Regions from separate parts of the Mus musculus genome. Here region 2 is linked to region 1. A link is a loop called in an ENCODE intact Hi-C map of the cell type or tissue named here. Cell type or tissue: heart. All regions are shown on one strand.

Region 1 (5,000 bases):
TCTAGACAGGTAGGGTCAGGGGAGTTGCAGACATAAGGGGAGGGGGCCTACTGATCCCTTCACACTGCAAAGAATGGACGCTGTAGGGAAGAGCCCAGCGGAGAGCAGGGTGAGCCTGGAAGGTTGGGCAGCCAGGGTGGAGGGCTTCCCACATCTGGAAGCTCGGGAGTGCCTTCCTCCCTGGGTGGACTAGGGACTGTCTATTACACAGTGTCCCCTTTACCCAAGAGGGGTACACCTCAATATGCCTAAGATCTCATATAATATCAAAGCCTATATACTACATACATGCTTTATATACATTATTAATAAATTAGGCATAGTAAGATACTATCAATAGCAACACTAAAACAGGATAATTATAACAATATACTCTAATAAAAATTAAGTGAATATACTCTAATAAAAATTAAGCGAATGTGCATGCATTCTTCATTCTCTCTTAAAAGAAGTTTATTATACTTTTTTTTTTTTAATTTAAAGGAATTTGCAATTTCCCTGTTCTTGCACTTGGGGCCATCTTGACATAAAGCAAAGGTTGTTAAACCAAGGCCTGCTTGCCCTGCAGGGTCCTCTCAGATGAACTGAGTAGCAAAAGGCTACTGAGTGACTATCAAGAAGGTGCATACACAGCACAGAAACCTTGGACACGGGATGCAACAGAGCTCTGCTGAGACGGAGACAGCACGACGCCATCACGCTACTGAGGATGTCACACGATTTTAAACGATCAACTATTTACTTCTGAGATTTTCCATGTAACATTTCCAGGCCTTGTTTGGCCACAGATAACTGAAACTGCAGAAAGTTAGAACTTTTAATAAGAAAGGACCACTAATACTGAGAATTAATGCCACGGTCTAGTTCAGCTTTGTCTGCTACCAAGTACACACTCAAGAAATATTTGTTGGTCGAAACAAACGTAATGATGGCTAATGTCCACTAACTGGTTATGATGTGTCAGTGGTCCTCACAATCCCCATGTGGTATGTATCATTAATTCCATTTTATAGGAAGAAGCTAACAAGAGTCTCTTCCTGAGTACTGAGCCAGGATCTAAACCCAGACAGACTGACTGCTGGGGGGTGGTGCCCTTAACCAAGTGTGTTGGCACTTGGATGGAGTCTGCCATACAGGACTCTCTCTCTCTCTCTCTCTCTCTCTCTCTCTCTCTCTCTCTTTTCCCTTCCCTCCCTACCCTCCTCCCCTCCTCCCTTCCTCCCTCCCTCCCTCCCTCCTTCCCACTAAACAAATGCCTTTGCATCGGAGCCCTCGACCTATCCCACCTGGACTGAGTGTGCTTCCCTGCCCACCTCAGCACAGCATACTCCATAGCCCTGGGCCCTGCAGATGCCATTCATTTTCGTTTGTTTTGTTTTGTTTTGTTTTGTTTTGTTTTGTTTTGTTTTGTTTTGTTTTGTTTTGTTTTGTTTTGTTGAGACAGGGTTTCTCTGTGTAGCCCTGGCTGTCCTAGAACTCTGCCTGTAGACCAGACTGGCCTCAAACTCAAGAGATCTACCTGTCTCTGCTTCCCTAGTGCTGGGATTAAAGGCAAGTGCCACTTCCACCCGGCCACCAGGTGCCATTCTTAAACTAAATATCACCTGCAACCTGGAGATGCCCAGTCTTTCTCTAATCCTAGACCCCTCTGGTGTATCTGGACAAAAGCTCACGTCTACACCACTGCATTCCACAGATAGATGTCCCTTCCTTCCATCCCCCAACCATCAGACCTAAAGGGGTCACCATCAAGGGGCAATGGGACAGCAATGTGTCTATTGGGTCACAGCATCTGTGAGGTCTCTTTCATCGTTCTATTTCATTTTATTGTTACTGTTGGTGACATTCCCATGCTTAATTAATAACCTAAGTAATATTTGTTCGCTGTGAGCATGTAGAAGCACATATTATATAGGGCATGGTACTAACTGAGCTCTTAGACATCTAACTGGAGCGTCTTGAGTGTAAGGGGGAACTCTATCATATATAATAGACAGTCCCTAGTTCATATGAAGAGGAACATTCAGGAACAGACAGAACATATGACTACCTGAAATGGAAGCTAAGTCAAGGTAAAAATCACACACACACACACACACACACACACACACACACACACACACACACACACACACACACCCCATCCCTACAAACCAGAGTGTGAGGCTCTGATGGCCTAAGAGTCTGAGAGGGGGTTGCACACTTAACAGGATCCAGTGCAAAATAAAAGTCTCTCATGTGGAAATAGCAGAGTGCTGACCCAAGTTAGAGCCCTTCAAAGCAGTGCATAGGTGGCAAGTGACAGGGTGACTCACAGGCTGATGTCCAGGTAATTGGAGGATTTGGGCCCAGGGTGGAGTCAGAGGTACCTGACTCTCACCTCCAATCCTCTAGGGTTCTGAGTACCTACCTGTCCTCAGGTAAGCAGGGTGGGAACCCAGGTCCTGCCCCAATTCTCTCTTGCTTTTGTCCTAAACAATGGTTGCCTTCCTTTCTTGTCTCCTCCCTGCCTCCTCCGCTTGGTCCACCACAAAGGCAGGGGATTTGTTTACAGCCCTTCCTGCCTCAACTCTTGCAATACCTGGACACTGGATCCAGCCTTCCCATCCTCAAACACCCTCACTGCCCCAGATCTAGAGCTGACAGGAAGGAAGCAAAGACCAAATACCTATAGGTGGACTGTCTGTCCGGCCCTACCCAGAGCACCCCCTGCAGGAAGAAACCCATATTATGGGCCTACAAGCAAGAGGAAGTTTGACAGGGTACTGAGTAAAAGGGCCGGGGAGCATAGACCAGGCCTGCAGGAGACTCCCTCCCAGTCTAAAGTGAAAGGATAGTCAGAGTTAAGAACCCCGTGAGCTCCGAATCTGATAGTAAAAAAAGCCCCATCAAAGAGACGGACTCGGACTCAGAGACAGACTCATGCAGACGGTTTCTAATAATACCTAATATTTTCAAAGAAAATAAAGTCACATTCCCTGTGTGAAAAGCCCTTCCCCTGGGCAGGCTCTTGCTTCCTACAGATCAGCAGGGAGAGACTTACACTACCTGGCAAACAGTCCTCATAGATCATTCACTCAAGGGCCTGTGGCTTTTCTTTCACACCACAACTGCCTCTCAGAGGGATTCCCACATGAGACCTCAGTTAGTTCAGCGGAGCCTGTCCTCTGCCCTGCCTGCCCAGGGCATGTGGTTATCTGACCCCGCCTACAGCACTTCTCACTTCCCACAAGGCGCCTCGTGTGTGTTATTTGCGTTTGTCTTATCAGCTTGTTTTGAGCCTCGGGCCCAGAGGAGACCATGCATGGACTACGGAGTCCAAGCTCACCTTTGGCTCTTTTTCTCCCTTCTGTGACCCCATAGCCTCATCCTTTCAGAGGAGATAGCAGTGGTCTTGTCCTCACATGGGACATTCACGCAAAGAACCTTATGCAGAGGCTCTCAGGGAGCAAGCATCCTGTCTGTGTCCGGCCAGTCAATGAGTGAGCGAGTGTTTACTCCCTGAGACAGCCTGGGGGTTCAAGTAGCTTCCTCACTAGCCGTTAACAAGATGGGAAGGGAGTGTTTACTGCATGACTTAGGGTGAGAGGTGTCACCAGAATTCACAAGTCGCTGGGCTTCAGCCTACGCTCCTGCCTCATAGCATGCATGGGGAACACAGAGCAAACCAGAGAGGCCTGGAGACCTATCAGAAAGAAGCCACAGAATGGGTCACCTGGAAAGGCTCCCTCCTCTAGGGCATGTTAAAGACCTTTCAGCAGCAGCCGATTTGGGCCTGTTTCCCAGGAGCCCGTGGTAACAGGTGGGGTGCAGTCCAAATCCCAAGTCACAGTGGAGTTGCAATCAACCCTGGTTGGCTGGGGCTTGTGCCTCTGATTCCCCTGTTTATTCCTGAATAAGAGGACACGCTCTTGCCCCTTACAGAGAGCCCAGCAATCTCCGGGGTTAGGTTGAGAGGCAGTGATGAGGAGTCTGCCAGCACTGTTCCTCTCTTTCCCCTGCATTAGCCATTGGCCTTGGCCTTGGCCCTGGGGACCACATTCAGACACTGGTGCAACAGGAGACACTCAGCACCTTCCTGAGTGCTGCCACGGGGACACTCCCACCTTCCCCAACACCTCTAAGGCCAAAAGAGATCGGGCAAGTGGCAGAGAGAGAGAGAGGAACTCTGTTCTCGAACAAGCCCTCTGGATATCACCCTCAGCAAAGTCCTAGACAGACAGACTCAGTTTCTCCTTCCAAATGCTTCTCCCAAGGGAATAGCAGAGTCCCTCCTACGTAACCGCCTCGTGTCAGCCATGGCGGTGTGCCAAGCACTGTGCTGAATTACAAATGTCTGTCTCAGAGTCTGCTGTGATTGTTTCCAGTTTAGAGCTACAGAAACAGGCCGGCAGACGTAATGAAACACACTGGTACCCTGGGCGTGGGCACCATGCGCTCAGGAGGCTACGCAGGGAGAATGACCATCTTAGGCTTTAAACAGGGACTGGAGAGGTGAGCTGATGGTTTAAAACAATGGCTGCTCTTCCAGAGGACCCAGACTCCATTCCCAGGATCCACCTGGCAGCTTACAAGTGTCTGTGACTCCAATCACAGAGAATGCAGTGCCGCCTTCTAGCCTTCATAGGCACCAGGCATATACACGACTCACAGGTATGCACGCAAGTGAAGCAAATATACACCTAAAAACAAATTAAATTTAAAAGCCAAAAGCTAGAAATGTAGTTCAGTGGTACTCGTCTACAATGTGCAAGGCCCAGTCCCTGGTGAATGCACACACACACACACACACACACACACACACACACACACACACACACACAAGGAAGGAGTTCTTTCCTTCTACGGCAGTGGTTCCAGATGTGCCAGATGTTGCCTGGGGTTGGTTGGCAGTGCTGGCGGCCTGAGAAGCACAATTGATAAGTCCTAGCTGATGAACACCTCCAATCCTTTTGTTTGCTTTACATGTGTGCCCTGGGGAGGAAAGGCAGAAAGCGCTG
Region 2 (5,000 bases), 84 kb before region 1:
TAATTGCAAAGTAGCTCGCCAGAGTTTTGTGGATAAGTATCATGTTAACACAGAGATAATGAGAGGCTCTTCTCCACAGGAGGGTCATTACACTTAATAGGCCACAGGTAGAGCCAGGACCCCAGCCCAGGAGGCCAGAGGAACAGTGACAAGCGTCTGGCAGTCAGTGTGCTAGATAATTGTCCCCCTCTGCATGAATACTAATTACCTATTACCCTCAAACTGCCCCTTCGACCTTGGGTAATTATACCAGAAAACCCCTCTGCTCTGCCCCATCCTTCAGGAAGCCAGACACTTTGCTCTCCCATGAATCACAGTTTGATCTTCTCACAGAGACGTTCCCACAGGCTGTGTGAGGGCAAAGCTGTAGGTAGATGGGGTTCAAGATGACTGAAAGTAGGGGTACTGAGACTGGAAACAGGACTTTTCTAACTCTGGGGTTCTTGGAGTTCTACTAAGGGCTACACAAATCACCCAGTGCATCGGGTGAGGAGCACAAGTGCAGATAGCAGGGGACAGACAGAGACAGACACATTTTGAATCTTCAACTCCATAAGTGTTGATCTTCACATTTCAGTGTTTCACAGTCAAGTGGCCCCCTTTCAACTGAGTTCAGTTCCTTTAAGAACTTTCCATTGTTGCCCAGGAAGAGTTATATTTTCCATAAGTAACAAGGACATTTCTTCACTCAAAATACTATCCCATTGTCTCTAACAAAAAGCATTGCAGATGTGTGGTCTGAAAACCTTTGGTAGCGATATATTCCCTCTACCTAAAATATCCTACCCCCAGACAATTGTATGGCTACTTAGTCCCCTTCCTAAGATATCCCTCTTCAGAGAAGCCTTCTCTGACCAGCGTATTTCAAACAACACAACCTCTTACCCACTCTACCTCCATGTTACATTACAGTTCACCTCTTCCTCTTCTGAGTTTCTCCTAGCCTAACATGGCGGTACATAACTGGTTCATCTTCATGTCTCAATGTTTGAAAATCAAGTGTCCCCTTTAAAGTTGGTTCAGCTCCTTTCAGAATTCTCGATTCTTGCCCACGGGGAATTATATTTTTTCATAAGGAATAAAGATGTGTCACTCTGAAGACTTGCCTGGCCTTGTCGATGGCAGTGACCAATACAAGACAGAAGGAATATAGTGTGGCCTAGCCCTAAGTGATAAAGTCTTGCAGCTTCTGCCTTCACAACCTAGGAATCCTCACAGCAGCTTGTAAGGCGGCCCAAATGGGACTCACAAGTGGTGAGCTATACCAAGAGGATGCGCTGACAGCCAGTGGTGGGGCTTCCGATAAGTAAGAGGAGCTGTGGTAGACCCTTTAGCCCTCTCTAAGCCTCCAGTGACTACAGCCTCCTCCACGATCCCAGGGAGCCCAGCCAAGCCACGAGAAATAATAAGGTGGTACTTTAGGTCACTACGTTTTGGAGTGATTTTTATGACACAAGAGACTTCCTGCTTTCTTTGCCTTCGTAGAACTTATTGGCACATGTCATTTCTTTTCTTCCTACCCAACCAGAACGAAAGCTTCTTGAACATGAGAATTCTGTCTGTTTTGAATCTTAAACACCAGAATAATATCTGACACAGAGCAGGATCTCAGCAAGTATGTGCTGAATGAGCAACTGAAGAACTCTAAGCAAGCTCATTAATAATAATAAAAAATCAATAAATTCATGAGAATTCAGGACATTAAGAGGCACATTCTTGAGATTTTTTTTTTTAGGTGGATGTCAAAATGACACAGGATAGTCAGGAGGGACACTGTCAGGGTTGCCCTGAGCCTCAGAGACCATGGGATGTGTTCTGGGTGACTTCGCTCCCATGGAGCACGTATATAGCTTATTGGACCCATGTCCAGGCTGCCAAATTGAGTGGTTCCAGTTCTCCTTGGCAGTTTCTGGTCAGGAACTTTGCCAGGAGTAGACAGACAGTGGGGAAAGGCGTATGGTAAAAGGCATGTGAACCAGAAGGCTATTTTTATAGAGAAATGTGGGAGAAGAAAACTCATACAAATGTCCAAAAGAGCTCTGCAAACTCCATACCAGTGAGGTGGCTGCCTTTGGATGTCTACATAGGTTCAATGACCTGAGAAGTTGCCAAACTCTAGCTTTGTTTTGTGCTATGCAGATGGAATCTGGCTCTCATGGTCAGGAACTGTGTCCTTGCAACCCTCTCTGCACCCAGTGAGTTCAACTCAATGCGATAGACACGTGTTGGCAAATGTCCCAAGATACACAAAGCATTCTGCTGGGCAGAGTGGAAAACGGTGAGGTGGAGAGAAGCACAAGACAAGATGAGATCCCTAAGTATGCTGCTGCAGATGCTGGACAGCCCACAAAACATCAGGACTGTTGTGCACCTGGAGAGGCCATACCTGGAGAGGTCACACCTGGAGAGGCCACACCTGGAGAAGCCACACCTGTAGAGGCAACACCTGTAGAGGCCACACCTGGAGGACTTTATGGAGATGGGCACATTTGAAGGACAATTGAAGGACACAATTCAGAGGAGATGAACAAGTAGCTTAGCTCTGTGAAGCAAATGGAACTATTTAGAGGGAAGGGAAGCCCTCGCTCATGGACTGCCACATACTATCCCTGCCTTCGGCCATAGTTGGATGGACCAACACTGGCTGGGCACTCGCTATGGTCCTTTGGCTGAACAATCTCCATCCTCCAACAGTCTGGAGAGATGGATTCTCTTCCTACAACCATTTTTTCAGTTGAGGGAAATGAGAAAACACACCCGATGCTCAATCATCAGTACCTAGCAAGTAACTGGCAGAAAGCACTGCCTATTTGCTTAGATCCCTCCCCTTTTTACTCTATAACTGAACTGTCCAATACCAGAGCTCCAAGCCATGTCTGGCTATTTAATTATAAGTAAATGAGATTTCTATCTCAGGTTTTTAAAAATCTTAGTTTCAGTAGCTACATTTCAAATGTTCTATAGCAATACATGACTAGCAGCTATTGTATTTAAAAACACAGATCTGGAACATTCCTACCATTGCAGGGAATCCTATTAGATGGCCTAACAGAAGGAATATCTAAAAATATAGCTAGAGTATATTTCCCAGCCTCCCTTGCATTAAGTGTGGCGTCATGACCATATTTCTCCCCAAGATGGTAGGTAGAAATTTATCTGCATTTCTGTCTCTGACTTTTATAAAATAGCTGGCTTTCCTCTTCCATGGTCAGTCTACCTTTCCAACAGCTAAATGTTCCAGGGGTGGCAAGAACCCAGGCTCCTGAGTGACCGCGTGGAAGAAATGCCACATGCCATATTCTCCTGGAACTGTTAAGTAATCAGAAAAACAAATAAACAAACAAATGCCTGCCTTCTACTGTCTGTGGGCCACCACACACATCTTTGTCTGTTTATTCCATCAATTTAGCCTATTATCATGAATGCACGCAGCCAGGATTTGAACCCTGGTGGCTAGAGTATAGCGTCTTCACTTCTGACTACTACACATCTGCCAGGAAGTTCTTTTTAAACCACAAAACTGACTCTATGACTCTCCTACACTGAAAAGTCTAGAACAGCTTTCAGAAAAAAAAGGACAAAACAAAGTCCAAATTCCTTAGCGGGCTCCGATGCCCTTGATCAAATCCTTTGCTTCATCTGCATCTCAGCCCTGCATGTATTTTCACATTTCTTTGGTTTTGCCTGGAATGCCCTTTTCCCTACACCCTCAGCTGTTGAAGTTCTAGTCATTCTTTGAAATTGCATCCAAATATACCTTTTTCCATGGACTCCACCTCATCCCTACACTTAGAGTCACGCACTCTCTCAGCAGTTTTCTGGCACTTTCTTCCTCGGCGTGCAGAACAGCCATTTCGGATGACGATGCCTTGGTAATAATAGTAATTACTGTGCAAGGGCTATGTTTCTTGGAGGTTTGCATATGTTAATCCATTTGATTTCCACCATTCCCTTTGAGGTAGGCACTGTTTGGAGACAGGAAACTGAGCACAGAGACAGGCAGTCATTTGGCAACAGCTTTGCAGCTGGAATAGCTGAGCTTGAAGCCCCATGGCAGGCAGGCCAAGAGCAGTGAGGTTATTTGCATATATCTTCTCCCACTCTGGGGAGGCAGGAAGTTTGGAAGTCAGGGAGCTCCTGGGTGCTATTTTGGGTTCCCTGCAGTCTGGGTACAGGGCTACACATGTGACTATCTATTGTCAAAGATTATCATTTGAGCCCATTGCACATGACCACATGGTGGAAACCCCTTTAGCCTTTGTGACTGGCAGTTTCAGGGCAGCATCCCAGTCTTTTGAGAATCTACTCTACTCTTAGAAAGCACAGCTTAGTCTGATTCTTGTGATGCCCTGTGCTTCGGACAGAAAACTCATTCATGGCTCTATGGCTTTTTAGTCTGTTATCTTTAATAGTCCCTAGAATCAGCCAGAAGCCCAAGAAGCACTCACTTGCCTCTCGCAGGAGCCAGAAGCAGATGGAGAAGGACTAAGGTTAAAGAGAAACCATCCCCATCTCCAACTGGAGCTCCGCCTGGAAGCGGCGACTGCCTGTGCCCAATCCTCCCCTTCGTCTGTATGCTTAGCAGTTTTCAGCCAAATCCAATCAAACTGATGGCAAGCAGTCAGTCAGAACATTCGAGAAGGCTGCCCGAGCCCCAGGCTGCTTCAGGACTCCCAACTCGAGTCTGGGTACACAGAGTGCCCAGTTCCTGAGATCTCTGGGGACTCTTGCTGTGGGTCAGTGGGCACAGCTGGCAGGATTTCATACGTCTTTTTATTGACGAGGAAACAGGGGTTGGAGAAAAAAGGTAAGTTGTTGGGATTCTCAGAAACAGACTTTGAACTCAGGCCTTTTGGCCACTTTCTCAACCACCCAGAGTTGGATCCTGGAAAGACTATGAACAGCAGGGCTCAAAGGGAAGGGGAAAGATGGAATGTGCAAGGGGAAGGTTCTATAGGATTTCCTAAAGGTGTTTATAACACTTGCGGCCAAATGATTAT

Evidence for each region. A loop is a pair of places that touch in the nucleus more often than their neighbours do. Peaks named below come from ENCODE experiments on the same cell type or tissue, not always from the same donor. Only the 100,000 strongest peaks of a DNase experiment are listed, where the experiment ranks them.
Region 2: a loop joins it to region 1, with 2.0 times the contacts of the local background. A loop is called at or near these places in 3 of 42 quality-filtered maps.

Annotation. Positions count from the first base shown.
Region 1 is chr1:135,092,192-135,097,191 of GRCm38, forward strand. All of the region lies in intron 1 of Lgr6 (leucine-rich repeat-containing G protein-coupled receptor 6), which reads right to left. Among named protein-coding and RNA genes, the nearest start is that of Lgr6, 11 kb to the right of the region's middle. In heart, a CTCF peak has its summit at 2,721 (motif pointing left); a DNase peak (open chromatin) is centred at 3,180; H3K27ac peaks cover 784 bases; H3K27me3 peaks cover 2,435 bases.
Region 2 is chr1:135,008,139-135,013,138 of GRCm38, forward strand. All of the region lies in intron 6 of Lgr6 (leucine-rich repeat-containing G protein-coupled receptor 6), which reads right to left. Among named protein-coding and RNA genes, the nearest start is that of Ube2t, 48 kb to the left of the region's middle. In heart, no CTCF peak of the experiment used is centred here; a DNase peak (open chromatin) is centred at 1,904.